2 separate regions of the Homo sapiens genome follow, and region 2 is linked to region 1. The links are chromatin contacts, found by Hi-C or POLR2A ChIA-PET in ENCODE. All regions are on one chromosome and are shown on one strand. Each heading gives the region's core, a stretch centred on a gene start or an enhancer-like site at or near the end of the contact. The rest is flanking DNA. Distances are from core to core; before and after follow the strand shown. Region 1 overlaps DGKG (diacylglycerol kinase gamma). Region 2 overlaps ETV5 (ETS variant transcription factor 5).

Region 1 (5,176 bases), core at 828-3,327:
AAGACCCGTCTCTACTAAAAATACAAAAATTAGCCCGGTGTGATGGTAGGCACCTGCAATCCCAGCTACTCAGGAGGCTGAGCCAGAAGAATTGCCTGAACCTGGGAGGCAGAGGTTGCAGTGAGACGAGATCATGCCACTGCACTCCAGCCTGGGCGACAAGAGCAAAACTCCATCTCAAAAAAAAAAAAAAAAAACACAGAAATTTTCATATAAGAAATAGAATTAATATGCATTTGATGAAAATTCAAAATTCACTGCATGGAATTTCAAGTGTTTTGTAGCCATGTATTCCAGTAAATGGGTTTGTATATTTTTCATTGCAAAACAAATCTAGTCAACTCCCTGGTTTCTGTGTCACCCCCCATCTCCGGCTCAATTAGCCTGTTTATTTCTGAAGCCCAGCACCTGCACCCAAAGTACCAGTATGGGGCCTGAGCGGTGAAGGGGCGTTACACATTCTTCTGCTGGAAAATGAGACCATTGTCGAGGGTGGAAGACCGAGTTTGAGGAGGAAAGACAAGTTCCGTTTCAGGTTTGAGGCTTAGGGTTGGCTCTAGAGATTGACACTTTGGAGCTATCATCATTCAGATGCTGGTAACAGCCACGAGAACTCACGAGATGGCCACGGTGTGGAGTGGGGGCCGCAGGTAGAACCCAGGGTTAGGGAGTTGTGGTCAGAGGATGGAGAGCCCAGGAGCACAGTGCATGACAGCCATCCTAACTGTGAGTGCTGGAGTGCAGGGGGCCGCTAGTGTGGCAAAGGGATGTGCTAATAGGAGGGCAGTGTCCACATGATGTAATAATGACTCTTATTGGCCTTGGAGGGAGTCCTTCGAGTGAAGTGATCAAGAAGCAGAAGCCAGAGTTTAATTTTGTTTTATTATCTAGTAAGCATGTTATCCAGTGCCACTAATTATTTCTATTGGTGTGGATGGTTAAGACTTAATATCTAATAGCATCTACCAATGTCAGGTTTCTGGTTTTGACAATATCCTATAGTTATATAAAATGTTATCATTGGGGGAAGCTGAGTGAACGGGACCTAGGAACTCTATGCTATTTTTGCAACTTAATTGTGAGTCAAAATATTCCAAAATAAAAACTATTTTAAAAAGAACTAGTATGGAAAGTCATTTCCAGAGACTCATGCTCAGCCCCAGACACAGGCTCCTGATCTCTAACTGCTCACAGACTCTCAGTCTCCCCAGAGGGCAAAGGCTTTCCCCTTCACTCACCCCTGAACTATCTATCTGTTCTCAGCGGGTCCGGGCTAGAGTGAAATAGCAAGGACTCCAGAGTCAACTGGCATAGGCTGTAAGAGTATTGGTGGTGCTAGCTCATCCCCCTGGAGGCAGTGTTGAGCCTCTGTTGGCTCCGCGGATGTGACCTGGAGCCCCACCATGCGATAGATAGAGTCCCAGGGTTGGCATGACTCAGCGAGTGCATGCGTGCGTCCCTTCCCTCCGCACTGCACTGTCATGACCACTCACCAAGGATCTGCTTTGTCTCTTTCACTTTCAGGACGCTTCCATTGCACACAGATTCCATGTGATGAGAGAGAAACATCCTGAAAAATTCAACAGCAGGTAAGCTGCAGGCCCGGCTGCGCTGCCACCCACCCAGTGTGGCCCTGGCGGAACAGAGGCCTTTCACCTGCTCTCTGGAAATTTTCCCAGCCAGGGCCGCTGGGGACTTGGCCTTCCTGCCACTTGCCGGAAGGAGGGTTTCCATTTCCAAGAAAAAAAAAAGTGTCAGAAACTTGGCGCAGGCTAACTGCCTGTCCTCTCCCAAAGGATCTGTGCAGAGGGCAGGGCTGGAGGGCAGGAGGTGGGTATGAAGGGCCTGCTTTTGCAGGGGAGGAGGTGGGAGGGCGTCTGCCCTTGTCTAACTGGAACCCCCGTCCTGAGTCTCTGCTGCTTCCAAGTACAGCGCCTCCAACCCCAGCCCCTCATGATTCTTTTGGGGAAGAGCAGGGAGGCTGGAAGAGACCCTAGCTTCTGTCGGTCTCAAATGGGAGGAGGTGGCAGCTCCGGGACTTGGACCAGGAGGACCAGAAGGGTGTCTCCTTTGCCTCCCCCGACAGCAGAGGGCAGCAGCAGAGAGGTACCTGCAAAGGCTGGAGACCCGGAACCCACTAAGTCCCAGCCTCAGCCTGGGCACTCTGTGAAGTCACCAAGTTAGGTTCAAAAATGAAAGGAAAGAGGAAACCAGATCATTTGCAAGAGAAAGCAAACCCTTCTTCCTTGTAGGATGAAATTTGCCAGAACTTAGTTGTGACTGACGTATAGCTACCCCTTTCTCCCTCTTTCCTTCTTTGTCTGTATCTTCTCATTAGTCAATTTTCATTCTTTCTTTCTTTTTCTTTGTTGTACTATTTCAAGATGACCACTATTTCAGACACTGTTCCCACCCCAACCCTAGGTAGGTTGGGAGAAGAATGGATAATGATTTGGACTTTGTTTTTGAGCCTAAAGGTGTTGACTTTTATTTAGCCCACAGAATTGTCTTTTTATTTATTTATTTATTTATTTATTTTTGAGATGGAATCTCACTCTGTCACCCAGGCCAGAGTGCAGTGGCGTGATCTTGTCTCACTGCAACCTCCTCCTCCCAGGTTCAAGCGATTCTCCTGCCTCAGCCTCCTGAGTAGCTGGGACTACAGGCGTGCACCATCATGCCTGGCTAACTTTTGTATTTTTAGTAGAGATGGGGTTTCACTATGTTCACCAGGCTGGTCTCAAACTCCTGACCTCAAGTGACCCGTCCTCCTCGGCCTCCCAAAGTGCTGGGATTACAAGCAAGAATTGTCCTTAAAAGAGAGGTTAGAGTGTTCATTGAAGACATTCATTTAAAGCCCAGGACCCATCATTTTCATCACTGGCCATTTTCATTCCTACTCTTTGTCCTGACCCCACAGCCTGAGAAGTCAACCAAGAAGAAGGAGGTCTTTTTAGAGGTCAGAAACTGAACACTATAGCTTCAGAAAGAGCGATCTGTGGGATCCGATAGCAGCTGAACGAACCTTTTAGGAAGTGCATCCTGCCACAGCATCTTCTTGCTCTCACACACACAGACTATACACACTCACTGCACACTAGGAACACGTGTACTTCCAGCCCCTGATACTATAGTCACAAACTTACAGTTCAGATGATCTCCTCTAACGGTCTTTTGCACTCCCAGATACACACAAACCACTTTTTTAAAAAGTACTCCTCTTCAACCCATTCCTCAGGCTTTTAAGGTCCTCTTTTCACACAAGTATCTTTTTTTTTTTTTTTTCATGGAGTTTCGCTCTGTTGCTCAGCCTGGAGTGCAGTGGCGCGATCTTGGCTCACTGCAACTTCCACCTCCTGGGTTCAAACAATTCTTCCGTCTCAGCCTCCCAAGTAGCTGGGATTACAGGCACCCACTACCACACCCAGCTGATTTTTGTATTTTTAGTAGAGACAGTGTTTCACCATGTTGGCCAGGCTGGTCTCGAACTCCTGACCTCAAGTGAGCCACCCACCTCAGGCTCCCAAAGTGCTGGGATTACAGACTTGAGCCACTGCACCCGGCCTCACACAAGTATCCTTATACGTACTCATGCACATGTGCCATATGCTTGTGAAAGCCACGGGGCTCTGTTCATTCATTCATCCATTCATTCAGCAGATCTTTTGAAAACGTAATGCACACCAGACACTGTTCTACAGGCATTTTGGACAGACGCATGTAGGGGACTCACAGCCTGGTGCTGGAAACAGGCTGGAAAGCAGATGTGCAGAATGGTTTGTGTTAAGTGATGTAACTGGAGGTGACCTATGGGAGCAAAAACCAAGGACACGAAACGTGGCATGGAGGGTTTTCCAATGACAGAGACGCCTGAACCAAGACACGGAAAAAGAGGAGGGCAACACAGGGAGAAGGAAGCAAATGTACGAAAAGATACGAAGGAGTGAGAGGGTGCAGTATACTTGTGGAAGAGCAAGATGTTCAGTGTGATCAGTTGTATGGTCTCGGCAGAGGAAAGAAACCAAACATCTGTAATTCCCAGAAAGCAAGGAAGCAGAGGGAGGGAGAAATTTCTCCATATGCCAAAAATCAATAGGCAGGCCAACATATGACATAAATAGAGCAATCATCCATCACCCACATGATTAAGTACAATTAGAAAGACACATCCGTCAGAAAAAAAAAAAAAAAAAGATTGTAGCGTGCATTTTAATGCAAAGTATGAACAAATTCACTGTGATCTGTAGAACTGTTTTTCCTTCTCCCTTCCGAGATCCTATAAACAATACTTCTCTCTGAGGGTAGGTTCTCAGCTCACTCTTCACCTGACTGAGGTCAAGGTAGCATGGATGACATGGTGACAGGCCCACGGATTTGCACGTAAACCTGCGTGCTCGCCTAACAAACGAAGACAGAAGGGCTGAGGTAGCACCTATTTCACAAGGTCACCGAACGCTTCCTATGAAGAACTTTGCATACATACTGCTTCTACCCTGCCTATTCGCCCATGTCTAAAATACCCAGGAGTGCCCAATTTGTCCACTGAGAGGCAGGCAAGCAGCCATTTTCTTCAGGCTTCCTTATTTAGCATTGGAGATGGTTTTAAATAGGCAGGTGGTTGTTGCCATGGTTACCCCATTACACCAGCGGCTAAACTTAGGAAAGGCCGCAAGGCATAGGAAGAAAGCTTGATACCCAGGATTTGGAAATGTAAACGGCATTATCAAACAAGGCCTATTTTACTCAGCTGAACTGAGGTTCTCCAAAGAGTAGTTACTGCTTGGCCGGAAGCCTTTACCATTACTGCCCAGGTTTGGACTCTCAGGGATAATCTTGAGGTTAAATCTTGGGAGTTGTCATTGCTGTGTTTTGTTCTGTTTTGTTTTGTTTTCAGCAAGGGAGAGTGACTAGTCAGGTCCGGAACACTTACCAGGAAACCGGAATCATTCACGTTGCTGATTCCCTTTTCTTGGCTATTCTAACAAGAATTCTTAACCTGGGATCCAAGGGCTTCAGGGGTTTTGAGAACACCTTGAAATTGTACTAAGGTACTGAATGTATTTTTCTGCAGAGAATGTCCATAACTATCAGAAGATTCTTAAAGGAACCTATACTCCCAAAATGTTTAAAAGTCACAGGTCTGAGGCCTCTTTGAATCCTAAGAGGCATCAAATTA
Region 2 (5,176 bases), core at 1,051-3,550, 200 kb after region 1:
TCATGTCCTTTGGAAACCTGGTCACCTGGTGAAAACCCTTGGGATTCTTCCCTGGGCATGACTGATGACAATTTCCATTTCATCAGTTTGTTTTGTTTTCCTTTTTCTTTAAATCTTGGACTTTAAACCCTACCTGTGTGATTCAGTAGGGTTTGAGACTTACGTGTGATACTGACAGGTAAGCAACAGTGCTAGCATTCTAGATTCCTGCCTTTTTTTAAAAAGAAATTATTCTCATTGCTGTATTATATTGGAAAAGTTTTAAACAACCAAGCTAAAGCTATGTGAAAGTTGAGCTCAAAGTAGAGGAAAAGTTACTGGTGGTACCTTGCTGCCTGCTCTGCTGGTAGAATTCTGTGCTCCCCGTGACACTTAGTACATTAAGAATGACTACACTGTTCCTCGTATGTGAAGGAGGCAGTGCTGACTCCGTGAGTGTGAGACACGTGCTTTGAACTGCTTTTCTATTCATGGAGCACTCCATAGTCTCAAACTGTCCCCCTTATGACCAACAGCACATTTGTGAAGAGGTTCGCAGGGATAAGGGGTGCACTTTATAGCTATGGAAACATGAGATTCTCCTCTATTGGAAGCTAATTAGCCCACAAAGGTGGTAAACCTGTAGATTGGGCCTTAATTAGCATTGTACTCTAATCAAAGGACTCTTTCTAAACCATATTTATAGCTTTCTTAACCTACACATAGTCTATACATAGATGCATATTTTACCCCCAGCTGGCTAGAGATTTATTTGTTGTAAATGCTGTATAGATTTGGTTTTCCTTTCTTTACTTACCCTGGTTTGGATTTTTTTTTTTTTTCTTTTGAATGGATTTATGCTGTCTTAGCAATATGACAATAATCCTCTGTAGCTTGAGCTACCCCTCCCCTGCTGTAACTTACGTGACCTGTGCTGTCACTGGGCATAGGACAGCGGCATCACGGTTGCATTCCCATTGGACTCATGCACCTCCCGGATGGTTTTTGTTTTTTTCGGGGGTTCTTTGGGGTTTGTTTGTTTGCTTCTTTTCCAGAGTGTGGAAAGTCTACAGTGCAGAAAGGCTTGAACCTGCCAGCTGATTTGAAATACTTTCCCCTGCGCAGGGCCGTATGCATCCTGCCAAGCTGCGTTATATTCTGTACTGTGTACAATAAAGAAGTTTGCTTTTCGTTTACCAAGCACCCGAACCTGCCTCTTTCTTGCCCTCATTGGTCTAATTTTAAAGCAGGCAAAAGCCCCCTGGCTTTCTCTCCGCCCCCGCCCTAGCCCTCTCAACAATTTAGCCTTACCAATGGACAGTGGCATCGAGGGTAGTTAGGGAACTCTGTTACCTGGAAATAGATGTGCACAGCTCCTCTTAAACTCCAGCTAAAAATTTAATCCAAAGAGGTGGAAAGTCGAGAGATCCTCTTCCCAGCCAATGGTGAGCTGAGATCACCTCATCCCCTTGAGCCCACCAAGCCACCAATTCTTAGTAACTCTTTTTTTAAGTGTAGCCCATGTTTCGCTTTGGGTTGTGTGAAAAGATTACAAAGCAGTCTAGGACTTTCGAGTCCCAGAATTATCCTCAGCCCCTTATGTGGATACTTTGAAAACCAGTAAGAACTTAAGACCATTCATTTTCTAATTTTTCCCCAATAAGTTTTGCTCTTGACAAGTGAAAAATCAATTAATGGTTGATAAATAACGAAAAAAGCTCAGGAAGGTTTTGCCCACTATGTTTTTTTCTGGCCGTGCAGCAGTAAAAACCTCCTCCTCCAAGTTTGTCTCTTTCTCGTGAATATGTATCACTCGGGAAATACGTGGAAGGAAATAAAGTTCGCCGGGTTGTATTGCGGTGTTATTACGGTTATTACGGTTTCTAGTGCTCTTATTTCACCCTTTTTCTGCACCTCTAATTTGGCCTTCTCAAGACTCCTATTACAGTGGAGAAATAAAGTAGAGCCTTTTTTCAAGCCTAGAACAGAAGGCTTTCTGTCAGTTTATCTGCTATCTTTCTTTACTGTTTTACAAGCCTCTAAGTGTAGAAACATCGAGACTGAATGAGTGCACCGCCTCTTGAATTGGAGCTTGTGAGGAATGAATGTCTGCCACATAAACCCCATTAGCTTCGACAGATTAAGAAAAGATGCTTGGGGAGAAGGGGCAAGGGTGCGCAGGAAAAAGCCGTCTCTGCCTCTCAGCTTCACCATGATAAGGCTTTAACAATCCGCTCCCCATTATTCACGGGCTCGTTATCCAGCCTGGGCCCGGACCCAGATCGTTAACCTAACGCAGGAGGTCACCAAACACTGCCGCCCTTCTAGTGTTGGGCGCTAGGATAAGGAAGCTCAGAGAATGGGAAGTTTACTCTGCATCAGGGTCCCCTTTCATGAGCCAAGCCAGGGAAACAATGCGTATTCAGTTGTTAGATGACAAAGAGGTAGTGTGAGCGCAGAAGAATGTGGTTTTGAGAGCCAGAGTATGTGCAGAATCTAAATTCTAATGCAGCTGGGACAAATGTAAACTAATGTGGAAGAAAAACACTAATGTACCCAGACGGTTGGAAACTTTGGAGAGACCGTTCATTGCCCAGCGGTGCAGGTGGCTGCTACTCAATGTGTGGCCTCTGAAATACAAGAGAAAGGAAAAAAGTCCAGAAGATCATCAGTTTAATACAAATGCATAGTGTAAGTATTGTTTAGTACAAATACATAGTGTAAGTATTCTATTCAACATAAGTGTATTGTACTTAAAATAGGGGGAGGGTGTGAGGGTGGTACCAGGCGAGCGGCTATGTCCTTTTGATCCCGGCAAGTACACTGGTGTCCCATTCAGAAGGGGCCCTTTGAATGACCAGCCTTAGCTCCTCCAACTTTAAGAGCTGGCTCTACACCCAAGCCTGGGTTTGTTGACCTTGGCAGTGAACCTCAGGTAACCTTTGGGTAGCACTTTACACAGCACTTTTTCATCTCCATTATCTTTTTGGCAGGCTTTCTGAAATGGTAATACTGTTGAAATTGAGTCTGAAAATACCATGGCTGTTAGCCTCCAAAATTAATTTCTTTTTTGGAATTTTCACAGTGGCTACTGTGGAAAGAGGACTAGTCCCTTGGAGCCTAGACATTTGGGTTCTGGCCCCAGGTCAGTGGTTGATTGGGTTTAACTAAATGGTCTCAGGGGACCATCTGGCCTAACCTCCTAGGTTCATTGAGGGCACTGATGAAGTACTACTCCCCGATCTCATAGGCAGTAAGGGAGAAAGAAAGGAGTTTCCTAGGGGAGTCAAGGAATGTGTGTGCGTGTGTAGGAGAGTTAACAGTTAAGAACATCATTCTCAAGTCACCATTTTTAAGCAAGCTCTGAAGATGGCTCAGTTCCACCATTAATGGCACATTTCTTCTTTTTCAATCATCCACTGAGCACCTGCTAGGTGCCAGGCACTGCTGGATGCTAAACATAAATGATTTAGGTGGCATTTTCAAGCTAAAGCCCTGTTTGTGGTATAGTAATTGTGTGACAACCTCTTACATGTTTAAGTGCTATACTTTCCAGGTAATACTTAAACACCACTGACACCATCTTATCCAGACTATGTTGACCAGAAGCTGGGGAGGCTGGGGCATTTATCCTCCAACTCCTGCCCTTATTGGTTGAAGGTTATCCCCAGAGATGTTAACTCTTCAATATATATCCTATCAGGAAGAGAAGAGTGTAGATGCAGATAATCAGTGTGCTAGGAACTGTTTTCAGATGCAGTTAGCTTAGGGGGTTGAGGGCACATGGAGCTGGCATCAGTGATGTCTGTGACACCTACCTTTAACAATTAGCCGGACTCTCCTGGATGACCTGTTTCCTAGAGTGAAACAAGGGTGAGTCTGTGCTTTCATCATTGAGTTATCATGTACCAATCATCGATGATGTGTAAGACACTATAATAGACACTTTGCAGGTGAAGATAAGGGAGTCACAAGCCCACCCTCTCCTTCAGCACCCAACAATCTAGTGGGGGAAACATTTCTCCAGGTGAAACTAGAATGCAAGGTATAATATACTGAGTATTACTCATCCAATAAATAGTGCCTAGTCTATGCCAGGTACTGCTGTAGGATTCGTGGAGGGAAATAAATCTCTGCTCTCAAGGATCTTACATCTGGGCAAGGGAGGAAAAAAACAAATGATAGAATTTGTTAGGTGTTAAGTACTATGGGATCAGGGAAGGGAAATGGTGAGTAGTGGGAGTGGAGGGTTGCAATTTTAAGTAGGGAGGTCAGGGAAGGTCTCAGTTGAGCAAAGACCCAAAAAAGTAGCTGCCAGATGGATATCGGAAGGAAAAGCCTTCCCTGCAGGGGGAAGAGCAAGTGTAAGACCCTGAAGCTTTGAACATGCTTGGAATATTTATGGAACAACAAGGACTGTGAAACTGGATCCAGGAGTCAGATGGAACATTGTTAAAGTAACGGGTTGTATCATCTGGGGCCGTGTAGGCTTTTTAAGGACTCTGGCGTTTACTCTGTTTATGTTTAGCTGTTAGAGTTTTTTGAGCTAAGAAGTGACATCATCTGATGTGTATTTTGAAAGATCACTCTGACTGCTAAGTTGAATATAGACTGTAGGGAACAGGGAAGGAAGGAAGAAGATCAAGTTGTAGGAGGCTGCGGTAGTCCAGGCGGGGTGAGATGGTGGCATGAGCCAGGGCATAAGGAAAGCATATATGAATATATTTGTAAGATAGAGCCAACAGGCTTTGGACTTGCAAGGTGAGAAATGAAAGAGAAGTCAATTATGTCTCCAAGGTTTGTGGCCTGAGCCCAAGGAAGGTTGATGTTGCCATTTACCAAGAGGGAGAAGACTGAGGAGGAACAACGTGGGGACAGGTGGGGGAAGAACAGGCATTCTTTAGGGGGCATATTAACTTTCAGATGCCTTTGAGAAATCCAGTTGGGAACACATTGGGTTATACAAGTCTGGAGTTCAGGGGAGAGATCCAGGCTGGAGATAGCAATTAGGAGTTGTCGGCATGCAAGAGAGTATCTAAAGCTAAAACTGGATGAAATCACTAAGGGAGTAAGTATAAATAGAAGAAAATTTCCAAGGACTGAGCCCTTGGACACTCCAAGATTAAGAGGCTGGAGAGACAAAGAAGAACCTGAAAAGGAGGTTGAAAAAGAGTGGCCAGTGAAATAGGGGAAAACC

Evidence for each region. Hi-C counts contacts between places; a loop is a spot of excess contacts on that map. ChIA-PET counts read pairs that join two places held with the same protein, here RNA polymerase II (POLR2A). Pooled maps may share reads with other maps.
Region 2: a map of endothelial cell of umbilical vein shows a loop between it and region 1 (10-fold over the local background). The contact joins two enhancer-like sites. A Hi-C loop is called at or near these places in 1 of 168 maps with a recorded cell type or tissue (endothelial cell of umbilical vein), 1 of 37 single-sample maps with no recorded cell type and 1 of 50 pooled maps. POLR2A ChIA-PET finds 5 or more read pairs at or near these places in 2 of 52 experiments (HEK293 and Panc1).

The regions. Positions count from the first base shown.
Region 1 is chr3:186,238,917-186,244,092 of GRCh38, reverse strand. It overlaps DGKG (diacylglycerol kinase gamma), which reads left to right. Exons shown (of 25, transcript NM_001346.3): 20 at 1,525-1,589. Among named protein-coding and RNA genes, the nearest start is that of DGKG, 120 kb to the left of the region's middle. RefSeq lists an enhancer at 1,790-1,839. Within about 2 kb of position 2,077, at least 18 of the 41 ENCODE cell types and tissues checked have a DNase peak (open chromatin) inside an H3K27ac peak, as active enhancers do.
Region 2 is chr3:186,042,320-186,047,495 of GRCh38, reverse strand. It overlaps ETV5 (ETS variant transcription factor 5), which reads left to right. Exons shown (of 13, transcript NM_004454.3): 13 at 1-1,182. Among named protein-coding and RNA genes, the nearest start is that of ETV5-AS1, 34 kb to the left of the region's middle. Within about 2 kb of position 2,300, at least 3 of the 41 ENCODE cell types and tissues checked have a DNase peak (open chromatin) inside an H3K27ac peak, as active enhancers do.